3 separate regions of the Homo sapiens genome follow, and all the other regions are linked to region 3. The links are chromatin contacts, found by Hi-C in ENCODE. All regions are on one chromosome and are shown on one strand. Each heading gives the region's core, a stretch centred on a gene start or an enhancer-like site at or near the end of the contact. The rest is flanking DNA. Distances are from core to core; before and after follow the strand shown. Region 1 holds the start of FAM120A (family with sequence similarity 120 member A). Region 2 holds the start of IARS1 (isoleucyl-tRNA synthetase 1). Region 3 holds the start of TUT7 (terminal uridylyl transferase 7).

What was found. A loop is a pair of places that touch in the nucleus more often than their neighbours do. Pooled maps may share reads with other maps.
Region 1: a loop to region 3 is called in a map of B cell, with 17 times the contacts of the local background. The contact joins the promoter of FAM120A here to the promoter of TUT7 in region 3. A Hi-C loop is called at or near these places in 2 of 168 maps with a recorded cell type or tissue (B cell and naive thymus-derived CD4-positive, alpha-beta T cell), 1 of 37 single-sample maps with no recorded cell type and 10 of 50 pooled maps.
Region 2: a loop to region 3 is called in a map of endothelial cell of umbilical vein, with 20 times the contacts of the local background. The contact joins the promoter of IARS1 here to the promoter of TUT7 in region 3. A Hi-C loop is called at or near these places in 2 of 168 maps with a recorded cell type or tissue (endothelial cell of umbilical vein and naive thymus-derived CD4-positive, alpha-beta T cell), 1 of 37 single-sample maps with no recorded cell type and 4 of 50 pooled maps.

The regions. Positions count from the first base shown.
Region 1 is chr9:93,449,044-93,453,075 of GRCh38, reverse strand. It overlaps FAM120A (family with sequence similarity 120 member A), which reads right to left and starts at 1,391. Exons shown (of 18, transcript NM_014612.5): 1 at 687-1,391. The coding sequence starts at 1,160. It overlaps FAM120AOS (family with sequence similarity 120 member A opposite strand), which reads left to right. Exons shown (of 3, transcript NM_198841.4): 1 at 1-929; 2 at 2,477-2,597. The coding sequence starts at 367. RefSeq lists silencers at 502-681, 982-1,111, 1,252-1,781 and an enhancer at 1,362-1,911.
Region 2 is chr9:92,292,447-92,297,017 of GRCh38, reverse strand. IARS1 (isoleucyl-tRNA synthetase 1) reads left to right here and starts at 3,321. Exons shown (of 34, transcript NM_002161.6): 1 at 3,321-3,407. MIR3651 (microRNA 3651) reads left to right here and starts at 4,471; the gene lies at 4,471-4,560. It overlaps SNORA84 (small nucleolar RNA, H/ACA box 84), which reads left to right and starts at 4,425; the gene lies at 4,425-4,557. RefSeq lists an enhancer at 2,890-2,939.
Region 3 is chr9:86,352,736-86,357,201 of GRCh38, reverse strand. It overlaps TUT7 (terminal uridylyl transferase 7), which reads left to right and starts at 2,792. Exons shown (of 27, transcript NM_024617.4): 1 at 2,792-2,931; 2 at 3,972-4,466. The coding sequence starts at 4,003. RefSeq lists a silencer at 2,534-2,713 and an enhancer at 2,734-2,943.

The DNA.
Region 1 (4,032 bases), core at 142-2,641, 7.1 Mb before region 3:
AACTGACAAAATCCCATCCTGTCAAAGTGCACGGGTCTTTGAAATCTAACACAAAAAGCCATAGAAAGATTCTCTAAACACCCTGTACTAAGAGGAACACGGACAGGGCACTGCGTTCTGAAGTAGAGGCCAGGGCACTGGCCCTTAGACACGTCTCGCTGTCACCGGGCTAACAACATTGGCAAGGGCGGCGGCAGCAGCACTGATATTTGCAGCCCCCAAGGGCTCTGGCGAAACCCCCTCTATTACTCTGTATCCTGCCTGCTTCCAAGATGAACCTGTTGCTGGGAAAGAACAGGCTAAATTAGAAAAGGGAGTATTTTGTCAAAGTTGAAGGTGAGTGATAGCCTGCCCGCCTCAAATAGGATGGGAAAAACTAAGGATATTGGGGATGATGACACTGTCGCCTCCGAATTCTGGTCCGGGGCTCTCTCCCAGCCCTCAAGTGTCCCCACGCGGCCGCGGACCCCGAACAGGGACAGCTGGAGACGGGCTTGGGCAGCGCGCGGCCTGCACCCGCGGCCATCCATCTTGCAGCCCGGCCCGGCCAGGCTATCCCGGGCAAGGGCTGGGGGAACTCGCTGCCCCCAGCGCCGCCACGGCCGGGCGACATTCTGCGCCCTGGGAAGGGGGATAGGGGTGCGGCGCGGCCCCGGTCCCCGGCCCGCCCGGATCCCCGGCCTCACCTTGACGTGGAAGCGGATGAGCGCCAGGCGGATGCAGTGGGCCATGCAGACGGGCGGCAGGAACCAGACCTTTGGCGGCGGGGTGCCCTTGTTCTGGACATGGCTGACGATCTGCTGTGCCGTCTGGCGCTCGTTGCCCTGCCGCTTGACCCACTCGTGCAGCCGGGCCTTCTCGAGCGCGCCGTTGAAGAAGACGAAGAGCTCGATGTTGCCGCCGAAGCAGGCCTTGGCCAGCGCCGCCAGGTAGCCAAGCATGTGGTTCCACTGGCCGCCGCTGACCCAGTCGGTGTAGAAGCCGCCGTAGAGGCGGTGCAGGCAGTTGTCGGCGTCCACCAGCAGGCGCAGCGGGGTCTGCGGGGGCCGCTGCCGCCCGCCGCCCACCAGGCTGCCCCGGGCCAGCTTCTGCAGCTCCACCGGCACCACGGCGCTCGGGCAGTGCTTCTCGATGTAGTCCTGGAAGCCCTGCACGCCCATGGCGGCGGCGGGGGCGCGGGCGCGGGTGCGGGCGGGGGGCGGCGGGGCCGGGGGTGGTGGGGCCGTGGCGCGCGGGCGGGCTGGCGGGCGGGGGCGGCGGCCTCTAGGGGGGACTGGGGCGGGTCGGGGGCGCGCTCATGGCCGCCGCGGCCGCCATGTGCTGCCGCCTCCCAGGGCCATGTCTGGGGAGGGACCTGCCGCCGCCGCCGCTGCCGCCGCTGCGAGGCCGAGGCCGAGGCCGAGGCTGAGGGCCGGGGCGGGGCGGGCGGGCGGCGCTGACGTAGCGGACCCGCCCGGCGCGGACGCCGCCCAGGCCCGCCGGCTAGCAGGCGGAAGAGGCGGCGCCGGCGGGACGCGGCTCGGGGCTCCCGGAGGCGGCGGCGGAGGCGGAGGCCCGGAGTTGGGCCGGGACGGGATCCGGGAGGCTTCTGAGCCGGAGCAGGCAGCGCCTGGAGGCCAGAGGCCGTTCGCCCGCCTCAGGCCGGTCGGCCGCCGCTCCCCTCCCCTGCGCCCTGTTCCCGGCAGGGCCAGAGAGGCCGCCGCCTCCGCCCGGTGGTTCTCGGGCGAAGGGAAGCCGCGAAGCAGGTCCTGGGGAAGAGCTCGCCTGCTCCTGAGGGAAGCAGCGATAAGATGGCGCTTTGAAGGGGAGCCGAGGCCGAGTCACTCTGTTCGTCGGGACGCCGCCTTTCTAACGCCGCCGTCGGCTCGCACCACTCTGGGCCTGCTGCCCACACTGACTGCGGGGTCCGGGAGAGCGGGATGCTGGCCGGCCGCGCCTGGCTTCTTGGAAAGAGCAGGAAGGAGCGCGAGAATGCAGTTCCGCGGCAGGTGCTCATCCCAGCAGCTTCGGGCTCTCGGTTGTGGTTTTTACACCTATGACAAATGACATGGCCAAACACACCATAATGTCTGAAGGTACAGGTAGCCCTAAGCGCCTGCTCGTCACGGAAGAGACTGTCTTGAGAGCACAGGTCTGTTGCAGCGTGGGAAAGCCTGCGTTACCACTGCGCAATGGCTAGACTGAAACGTGCGCCTTTGCAGTGGATCTCCCAGCTCTTCTGAGGGAGAGGGATTTGAATCTTGTTGCTTTAGTAGCATCTTCTGGAAGGAGGTCGTTTACGTAAATTCTGTTCCAAAGCTCTGTCGTAACTGCTTCTAAAATGAGGTTGATACTGTATGTATATTAGGCTTGCATAAAACATTTTCAAAAAGAGATTAATGTCTTTCAGAATATAAATTTAGAAACCCAGCACTCTAAAAGTTTTAAAGTGCCGCTTTTACTTACCTTCATCTCTCCATTTGTTCTTTTTTTGGAGAAACCTCTGTAGAGGAGCAGGATGCAACCGACAGGCTGTGGCCGGACAGCTGCTGCCCAGCACATGGAGCCTGCACGCGCACGGTTTGGCCAAAGAAGCCCCCATACTCCCGGTGAAAAAGGCAAGTTGGATTTTTCTGCTTTCTTTTCTGATACCCACCTCAAATGCAAGCCAGTATCATACGTACATAAATTAAATGCTGCTGGTATTTTAGGAAGTTACATTTAAAAGCAGGCTGACAAGTTATGCCACTCACCTATGCATAAAATTAGTCACAAAGCCAGGATGACATGTTATCTAAAAATAATACAGGCCAGGTGCGGTGGCTCACGCCTGTAATCCCAGCATTTTGGGAGGCCGAGGCGGGTGAATCATTTGAGATCAGGAGTTCGAGACCAGCCTGGCCAACATGGTGAAACCCCGTCTCTACTAAAAATGCAAAAATTAGGCGGGCCTGGTGGTGTGTGCGCCTGTAATCCCAGCTACTTGGGAGGCTGAGGCAGGAGAATTGGTTGAACCCGGGAGGCGGAGGTTGCAGTCAGCGGAGATGGCACCACTGCACTCTCTAGCCTGGGCAAAAAGCGAGATTCCGTCTCAAAAATAAATAAATAAATAAAAGAAATAATACAGTTAGCCATTAAATAACGAGCAAAATCCAGAAATATCCAAATTTGCTTTTATAACCCAAGGCAGGTTCACAAGGTGAGGAGTAGTAGTTTTTAATCACTCGTATTTTCATTTGTAGCATTGCATTCCGTGTATTTACCTTTTCTTTAAACACTCTTGCTTTTAATTTTTAAAAATGCATTAGTGCGGCCGGGCGTGGTGGCTCACGCCTGTAATCCCAGCACGTTGGGAGGCCGAGGCGGGCAGATCACGAGGTCAAGAGATGGAGACCATCCTAGCCAACATGGTAAAACCCCATCTCTACTAAAAACACAAAAATTAGCCGAGCGTGGTGGTGCGCACCTGTAGTCCCAGCTACTCGGGAGGCTGAGGCAGGAGAATTGCTTGAACCTGGGAGGTGGAGGTTGCAGTGATCACGCCACTGCACTCCAGACTGGCAACAGAGCGAGGCTCCATCTCAAAAAAAAAAAAAAAAAAAAATGCCAGTGCCAGTATCTGGAATTCTGGAAATAAATTTATTTTCACCTTATTATATTGTAGAGGTCTAAGGTTCTGGAGTCAGGCCCCCAATATCCATCTTATGATAAGTCTGTGCCCTTGCAAAAATATTTACCTTATTGAACCTTGGATTTTATCATCTGTAAAATCAACATATTAATAGTACTTAACCTCCCAGGTTGTTATAAGGATTAAATCAGATAACCTGTGTGCCTGCCACACAACAAATGCTCAATAAATGTTGGCTTTTGTAGTTATTTCCAGAAACTGTATTTGTCTAGACTTATACTCGAGAACATAGACCAGTTATTGTACTTTTGGAAAGTTTAAAATTCATTATTGTATCATAACACATAAAACTCAATTCTTAGTTGCCCTATTTAGCTTTGTGTTCTTTAAAAAAAAAAAAAAAAAACTTTATTTATTGAGTA
Region 2 (4,571 bases), core at 2,072-4,571, 5.9 Mb before region 3:
TTACATAGGCCGGGCGTGATGGCGCACACCTGTAATCTCAGTACTTTGGGAGGCCAAGGCGGGCGGATCATGAGGAGGTCAGGATTTCAAGACCAGCCTGGCCAACATGGTGAAACCCCATCTCTACTAAAAATGCAAAAATTAGCTGGGTGTGGTGGCTCACACCTGTAATCCCAGCTGCTAGGGAGGCTGATACAGGAGAATCACTTGAACCCAGGAGGCAGAGGTTGCAGTGCTGAGATCATGTTGCTGCACTCCAGCCTGGGTAACAGAGTGAGACTCCATCTTAAAAAAAAAAAAAAAAAGAAATAGTATTATATAGTTCCAAGGGACTATCATTAAGCCATGATGTGTGTACCTAAAATTAGTATTTATTGATTTACCTATGCTGAATATAAACTCTTAACTGTTGGGATTTCATCTGGTGTGTTAACCATTATGACCCTAGGGCTTATGCTCTATGTTTTTTTAGTAAGGGTCCAAGGAACTAAATAACTTGAAGAGTAATTCTGGATTCCTAGGTTTCCAAAACTTCAGACTTCAAGGAGAGTGTGGACAACTAAGCAGCAGGATAAATAATTCACACTTTCTACCTTCTCTTGATGTAGATCACATTTGTACCTTATTTTCTATTGCTGCATAGCAAATCATCTCAGTAACAATCATTTATTTTATGCACAAATACTGCAATTTGGTCAACACTCACTAGGGACTGCTGATCTGTGCTGTGTGCTTTCACTGGGGTGGTTCAGCTAGGGCTACGGGATCTGTTTCTAAGATGGCCCACTCAGTGCCTGTTCATGGGCTTCCTTACAGCATAGCAAAAAAGCTCTAGGAGCAAGTGTTCTCAGAGGCAGGAAGCAGATGCTGCCTGTCTCTTAAGGCCTGGCCCAGAAACCGGCTCAGTCACTTCACTGTATTCTACAGGTTTAAACTGACACACAGCCCAACCAGACTGAAAGGGAGGGGACACAGATCCTCACTTCTTAGTGGGAGGAGTGTCAGAATGTGTGGCCGTAATTTAAATCCGGCACATGTTTCACAAGCAGACAAATAAGTAACATCAAGTAGCCTTGCCCACCCCCCAGTTCCTGCTCCCCAGATGAAACCACCTTCAGCAATTTAATTTCTCTAGTATTTACCTCCATGTTTCTACCTAACATGCTTATGCTCTGATTTCTTGGTTTTTCACTTCCAGACACTACATATTCTGAAAAGGTGAAAAAATTATTCACCTCTTCAGTCCAAGTAATATATTTTGACTACAGTTAACTTTTTTGCTGGAATTTTTTCATTTGCTTAACTTTTTCTAGACTTAGTCTTCCCATACCTTCCAACTGTGGGACATGATGAGGTTTCTCTTCAAATAGCCTGATCAATCCTTTATTCTTTAATTCACAGTGCCCCCCTCTTCCCTTTTTCTCCTCTTTCCTTTCTGCCTTTGTTACATGCCTAGACAGGCCACAGTACCAGGCGTTATCAGTACCAGCTCGTATTCCTTATCCGAAGAGAAGACTAGCTCTCTAGCTCATTACAGACAGCCCTTCCCCCTTTCCCCTCTCTCTTACGTGCCCACCTTATCTAAAGAAAGTTAAAATGTTTAGCCAACTGTGGTTATTTTAGATTGTGAGGCCCAACTCCGGCCAATGGAGAAAGGGTACAGGGGCAGGGTTTGTGTCAGGGATAAAGGTTCTCGTGCCCCTTTGTTCTGGTGTGCTCTCATGGTGACTGGCCAAGGAGAAGCACCCCTCTGCGCAGAAGTAAAATTGCTTTGCTGAAAATCCTTTGTTTGAATGTTCAATTTCCTTAGGATTTTGAGCATTATTTCCAACACAACAGTACTATTAATATAAATGTTTCTCAATCAAATTTTTAAATAATTAGACTTGGCCTACCTCACCTTTGTCCAGGAGCCCTCTGTCTGGCTCTATCTGGGCTCTCTGGATAGGTGACAAAAATGAACTGAACAAGGTGGCAACGTGAGGAATGTGAAAACTTCAAACACATTCCAAATACTTTCAGTTAATTAACAAGATTTGCAGCTATTAAATTATGTACGTTATGTGAGTATAGTCAGAACACTGAGTTACCCATGATGGAGGACATGAAACCACTTTAATCCTTCACACAGGGCCAAGACGGTAAGTAAAGTTAAATATATGCTGAACAGACTATCAAAATGTTCCTAAACTTAATAAGAAACTGCATTCTACCTATTCTAGGCCAGATAAATTTTTTATATCCCTCTAACGGATACAATAGGCAGCTACGGAACTACTCCCAATTTGGCAAGATCCAGAATTTCCTTTAGAGGCTCTGGGGCCAAAGCCCGAGGCCTACTGCCCTTTGCAAGGCTCCAGATTTTAACCAGCAGATCAGTAAGGTACCAAGCCGACTCATAGCAATGATAATAAGTATGCAGGCCGGGTGCAGTGGCTCATGCCTGTAATCCCAACAGTTAAGGAGGCTAAGGCAAGCAGATCGCTTGAGCCCACGAGTTTGACAGCAGCCTAGGCAACATAGCAAGACCCCGTTGCTACAGAAAATACAAAAATTAGCCGGGCGTGGTGGCGCTAGCCTGTAGTCCCAGCTACTTGGCCAGGGATGAGGTGCGAGGATCATCTGATCCGGGGAGGTTGAGGCTGCAGTGAGCCATGACCGTGCCACTGCACTCCAGCCTGGGCGACAGAATGAGACCGCTTCTCAAAAAAAGAAAAAAAAATCGTTTGTGCAATGTTTTCATTACCGGAAACATTTTAAGTAAAATACAATAAAACTTTTAAATCTGGTTGTCAGACCCTTCCTTCCCTTTTGTTATTATCGTTTCACGTAGCCATTTATGATAGGAGAAGCGGCTTTGGGGTCGGCGGCTCAGGGCCCAAAAGTATAATTATTAAAGCCACCTCTCCGGAAGTTGCTGTTTGTCGTTATCAATTTAGGTACGAAGTGTCCAGTCAGATAAATACTGACAAAAGCAAACAAGATGAAGAACATGAGCCCCGACCTCGGCGCCCCTTCCCAGTGGGCCGTCACCTACCCGGAGGTGCCCACAACCCGAGTGAGACCTCGGTCTACACTACTGCAACGGATACAAGCAGCACGCACAGCGCCGCCCTCAGCGCTGGTTCGTTTTCCACGTGGAGGCGCAAAACCAGCAAGCACCACTGTCGCACCATCCGAGCCAGTGGGCGCAATCATGTCCGGCGCGACCAATCGGCGCCTGGCTTGTTGGCAGGTGTCAGGCAGCGCGCACTGATTGGCCGGTGCGGAGCCTGTCTCCTTCACTGGATCCCGCATTTTCAGCGCGTTGCATCACCTCCGTGCGCCCGGTTGCAGCGTGGACGCCGGATGAGTTGCTTTTAGGCTTGCTGGCCCGCGGGGCTGTCCAGGCACGCGAGGCCCCTCAGGTACGCCCTCTCTTCCCTGCAGGATCCGGCCCTCAAAGACGAGGGTCACGCACGCGTTACAACCCCGAAACAGTAGCACAAGATTTAATTTTTAAAAGAGCGTGTTTCTTCGGGGCTTGCCGTTCGTTCGTTTCCAGCCTCAGGAATTTATGGTCGCCTTTTTGAATGAGGTAGTGTTTGAAATGAGTAAAATCTTTTTAAAATGATATACATAGTATAAATTGATATAGCTGTGACTTTATGTATAGGCAATACGTATTTTTATATGTCTTAATTTATTACCTTCAATGGCTGCGAGATACTTATTTTATTGATGTACCGTAATTTACTTCAGTCACCATGAATATTTAGATTGTTTTCAGTTATTTGCCTGGAGAAACAATTATTCGGTGAATGTCATTGTATACACATTTTGTACATTTGCATGAGTATACCTGTGGAGTCTATGTTAATAGGATATAACTAAATTGAGGAAACGTTTGAGACGGTCCCACTTTCAGGTTACATTTGACTTAATAGATTATGAAGACCTGAGAATAAAAGGAGAAACAGAAATGGATTTAGAGGAGAATGAAAAGGGGGAACAGAAATAGGCTTATAGGTAGGATCCACATGACTTGATGATTAATTGGTTGTGTGTATCTTCTGAGTAGTGTCAGGGGTGACTCAAAAATGTCATGCCTAAGTAATGGGAAGAATATTGGAACCACTAATACAGTAGTTTAAAAGGGAAGCAATTCTGGAAGGAATTATGAAATTTTAAACAAAACATGGTTTTAGTGTGCGTTTCTAAAATATATTGAGGCAAAATAATATGAAGTAATGTGAATAATATGTAGTTAATATCAGGGAGGGTGGTCTCGAAATTGCTGAACGGGAAGTTGAGGTTAAGGTGACCTGAAGGAGTTGTGGAGCAGCGAAGAGTCAAGGGCCTGGATTATAATAAGAGGGAAGCAAAGGGGATGGCATCCCTCTGCACAACAAGGTTGTTGTGCAAGGTTAACCTGCTCTGTCCCTGCCCTGTGGTTGCTGGATGCTGTTGTGCATGGACAGCTCTCCAGTGGATTCGATGGGCCATAGCAATCCTGTGATTTATGCATGGAGGCTGCTTCTCCTCAGCAGCTGCCATAGCCCGGTCGCTGGTACATGATTCTTCCTGAATAG
Region 3 (4,466 bases), core at 1,543-4,042:
ATATTATGTATTAAATGTTAATTTCGAGATAGAATCACAAGATTTCAAGTTGTATTACAATGTTAAGCTCAAGATAGAAAATATATTGTAACATATGGAGCAGTATTAAGGTCCTCTGAACATTGCTTAACAGTATATGGCAGCCTTTGCCCTCACATTTCTGCTCCAGGTTGTTGGAAATATGTCAAGACCGTGAAGCAATCACCATAAAGATTCTGAGAAACTCATTAATCCTTCCAGTGACATCCAAAGAAAACTCAAATCAAAATTTCCAACCAGATTGTAAGAATTCCTAGGACCAATTTAAATATCCATTACAGCATAATATGGACAGAAAAAGGTATATTCTGCTGTCAATATATTTTGATTAGTACTGCATCTTATTTGAGAGAGCCTGATTTGTCCTCAAAATGAATCTTAAAAGCAACCATTAGAATAAAAGAAGTTGGGCTTTGGGAAAGACGTTGAAGAAAACGCAAATTCAAAACGTTTTATTTTTTAAATTTATTTTTGAGAGAGACAGGGTATTGCCCTGTTGCCTAGGCTGGAGTGTGGTGGCACCATCATAGCTCACTGCAGCCTCCAACTCCTGGGCTTAAGGTATCCTCCTACCTCAGTCTCCAGGGTTGCTGGGACTACAAGCAGGAGCCAAAGTGCCTGGCAAAAGTATTTTAAATCGGGCCAGGCCTGGTGGCTTACGCCTGTAATCCTAGCACTTTGGGAGGCCAAGGCCGGTGGATCACTTGAGGTCAGGAGTTCCAGACCAGCCTGGCCAACATGGTGAAACCCCGTCTCTACTAAAAATACAAAACTTAACCAGGCATAGTGGTGCCTGTCTGCAATCCCAGCTACTTGGGAGGCTGGGGCAGGAGAATCACTTGAACCTGGGAGGCAGAGGATGCAGTAAGCCAAGATCGCACCACTACACTCCAGCCTGGGCAACACAGTAAGACTCTGTCTCAAAAAAAAAAAATTAAATCCTTAGAAAGATGTATCCTCTGCTGCTGCTCTAGAACTCTAGGTGGAGGCAAAGGTTGCAGCCAGCGGAGATCATGCCACTGCACTCCAGCCTGGGCAACAGAGTGGCACTCCATCTCAAAAAAAAAAAAAAAATCCTTAAAAGTATGTATCCTCTGCTGCTACTCTAGAACTCTAGGTGGAGGCAGATTTCTAAACCAGTTCTTTTGCACAGGAATTACTGGTTTGGGTGGGGCGTGGTGACGCTGCTGTCTCAGAATTAATGTAATCATGCATCTCCACACTCCCTTTTGGACTATATTTTCAAGGCCACTGTCTGCCTGTTGAAGAGACTATCAGTTTGATCCTCACGTATTTTCACAATCAAAATATCTAAGTAAGGAATTATATAAAAGTTGTAGGAATGTGTTTTATATCACTTTTAGTATAGCCACATGGTTAATAACAGCCTCATATTCAGGGTCTGGATTGCAGCAGTGCCATTTACTTCACTGCAAGTGCTAAATGTCCTCATCTTTAAAAGTGGGATAATGATATAGTCTTCATGAAGCTGTGAGGATTAAAGAAGTTAAGGCTGGGTATGGTGGACCACCCCTGTAATCCCAACACTTTGGGAGGCCAAGTTGGGCGGATGGCTTGAGGTCAGGAATTGGAGAGCAGCCTGGGCAACATAGGAGACCCCTGTCTCTACAAAAATATAAAACAAAGGAGTTAATATTTGTAAAGCCTTCAAAACAGTTATTGGCATAGCCAGAACTTTGTGTGTTATTATTTTAAGACCATTGCTCCACAGGACCTGACAGCTTTCAATTTACATGCTTTAAAAAAGCAGAGAAATGAAAACTGTCGATTTTCCCAACGCTCCCTAATTTCACTAGTTGCTTGATGTTTTTCAAAGCATTTAGAACACTGTAAACAGCAAGGAAGGTCATACAGTAAAGAAAGAAAAAGCAACCCCGAGTTCGAGGTGTGCACTCTTCAACTCAAAAATTCGAATGTAACGCTCTCTGGTCATCCCTTGCCATTACACATATTCTTCGAAATGAACTGATTTTTTTTTTTTCCAAGTAAAAGTAATCCTTACACAACCTAAGAAAAAAGCAGAGCATTTTCCTTGACCACTTTGAGATCTGGGTGAGCAGTGGATGTTTAAATGCTGGCATTTCTACAAGGTCGGCAATTAAGAATTCACGAAAACATTAATCACTACGAATTATCAGAAAAACACCAAGAGCGCTACGAGGCCTCGGAGCCTTTACTCCCCCTGGAAGTAACCGGGGAGCACCCAGGGGCAAAGCCGAGGCCCCAAGCGCGGGGAATGCGGCTTTGCCCGACCGCTGGCTCCGCGTCCCTCTCCGGGTGCATAAGTCTTGGCTCCCGCGCCTCTCCCGAGCACTTAGCCTCCCGAGCAGAGAGGGGAACCAGAGGAGCGTCGAAGCCGGGAGAGAAAAGGGGCGGGCGCCGCTCTGGTAAGAAGTTCGGGCCTGGCCCCCAAGCGCCGGCGAACCGGCTATCCGGCGAGCCAGTAATTAGCCCGCTCCGACGGTTGCGCCCGGTGGCCAGACCCGGCGCCCGACACCTGGAGCGAGTGCGCTGGGGCGCCGGACAGGAGAGGCCAGGCTGGCAAAGGCGCGGGAGGCGGGGTCGGAGCGTGGGCGGGGCACCGCGGGGCGGGGCGCGTCGCTCGTTTCCGGTGTGCGCGGCGGAGCGCTAGGGCGGGGGCACAGTCGGCTCCCAATCGCGCACAATGAGACAGCGCTGAGCGCCGGAAGTGGGGCCGAAGGAAAACACGGAGAGGGAGCCCGGCCGGGACAGGAAGAGGCTGGGGACCGCGGCGAAGGTGGTGAGTGCTCTTGGGCGCCTTCTCCCAACGTCCCTGCCAGACTCGCCTCCGGGCTGATTCTCCAGTTGGTTTCCTGGACTCCAGAGTAGCTGTCCGGCCTGGCCCCGGAGGTACGTTGGTTCCATCCCCCGCCGGCCTCCTCGCACCAGTTTGGGTGACCGAGGAACCCCCAGGCCGGCAGAGGCTGAGCCCTCGGGTTCGAGTCCGTGTTTTCACTTTTTGTCAGACTGCGGGCGCAGAAGACGGGATTTGGGTCAAGACATTCGGCTCTGGCCCCCTGGCCGGCCGGGGGAACCCTGGAACCCCATGGAGACAGCAGGTCACTTCCTGCTTCCTGGTCCCCACGGTGGCTTCTTGGCCAGGAGTGCAGGGACGCCTCCTCTTTCTCCACGTCGGGCTCAAAAGGGTGGAAACTAAGGCAGATCGGTGGTGGAGCGGTCAGATGGGGATTGAAGAGGAGTGTCATTCCTCAGGGAATTGCTGTTCCTGACAAAACCAAACTTGTTTGGGGTTGGAGAACGGGGATTGAGGAGGTTAGATGGAGTTGTCCCTTGATCGGAAACCCAGCCTCTTTAATTACAGCTGCACCTTGGTCGGAAGCCCAGCCCCTCCGTAACCTAAGCGCTCAAAGCCGGTCTGTCCAGAATAGGGGTGGTGAAGGGACGGAAAATTGGAGTTGAGAAATGTAGTACTCCTTTCACGTAAAGTTTCGGTGTATAACACTTACAAGTAATTGCCAACTTAAAAAACAAAAGACTGTTTCGGTAGTTTAGTAATAATATTGGCTTGGGATGAGGTTTTCTTTGAAGAGAAACGCCTTGTTACAGAGGGAAAAGCCGACCATACTTGATATGAGTAATATTCTACTATGCTACAGTTCTGGAACCTATAGAGCTTCTCTTATTCACACATTTAATCTTCATGCTAAATAGTAAGTATTAATTTTCATGAAGAATATTAGAGGACCAAGCCTCCCAACCTCTAGGGTAAAGCACTGATTATTAAGAATGTGATAGAATTTTTATTTTAAAAAAATAGGGAGTTTCTTTCTTACAGGCTTTGGGGCATCTGTACGATAAATTGTTATTTTGTATACTTGTATGATATCTTGTTATATAGTTTGATATTTCCCCAAAATACCTTCTTTCAGGTGCAAAGTAAGAAAATTGAAGTCAAAGACCATGGGAGATACAGCAAAACCTTATTTCGTGAAGCGCACTAAAGACCGGGGGACTATGGATGATGATGACTTCAGAAGGGGTCACCCCCAACAAGATTATTTAATAATAGATGACCATGCTAAAGGCCATGGCAGTAAAATGGAAAAGGGCCTTCAAAAAAAGAAGATAACACCAGGGAACTATGGGAATACCCCCAGAAAAGGACCATGTGCTGTTTCCAGCAATCCATATGCATTTAAAAACCCAATCTACAGTCAACCCGCTTGGATGAATGACAGCCACAAAGATCAGAGTAAGAGATGGCTGTCTGATGAACATACTGGTAATTCAGACAACTGGAGAGAATTCAAACCTGGACCTAGAATTCCTGTTATAAACCGACAAAGAAAAGACTCCTTTCAAGAAAATGAAGATGGTTATAGGTGGCAAGACACAAGAGGCTGCAGAACTGTAAGACGACTGTT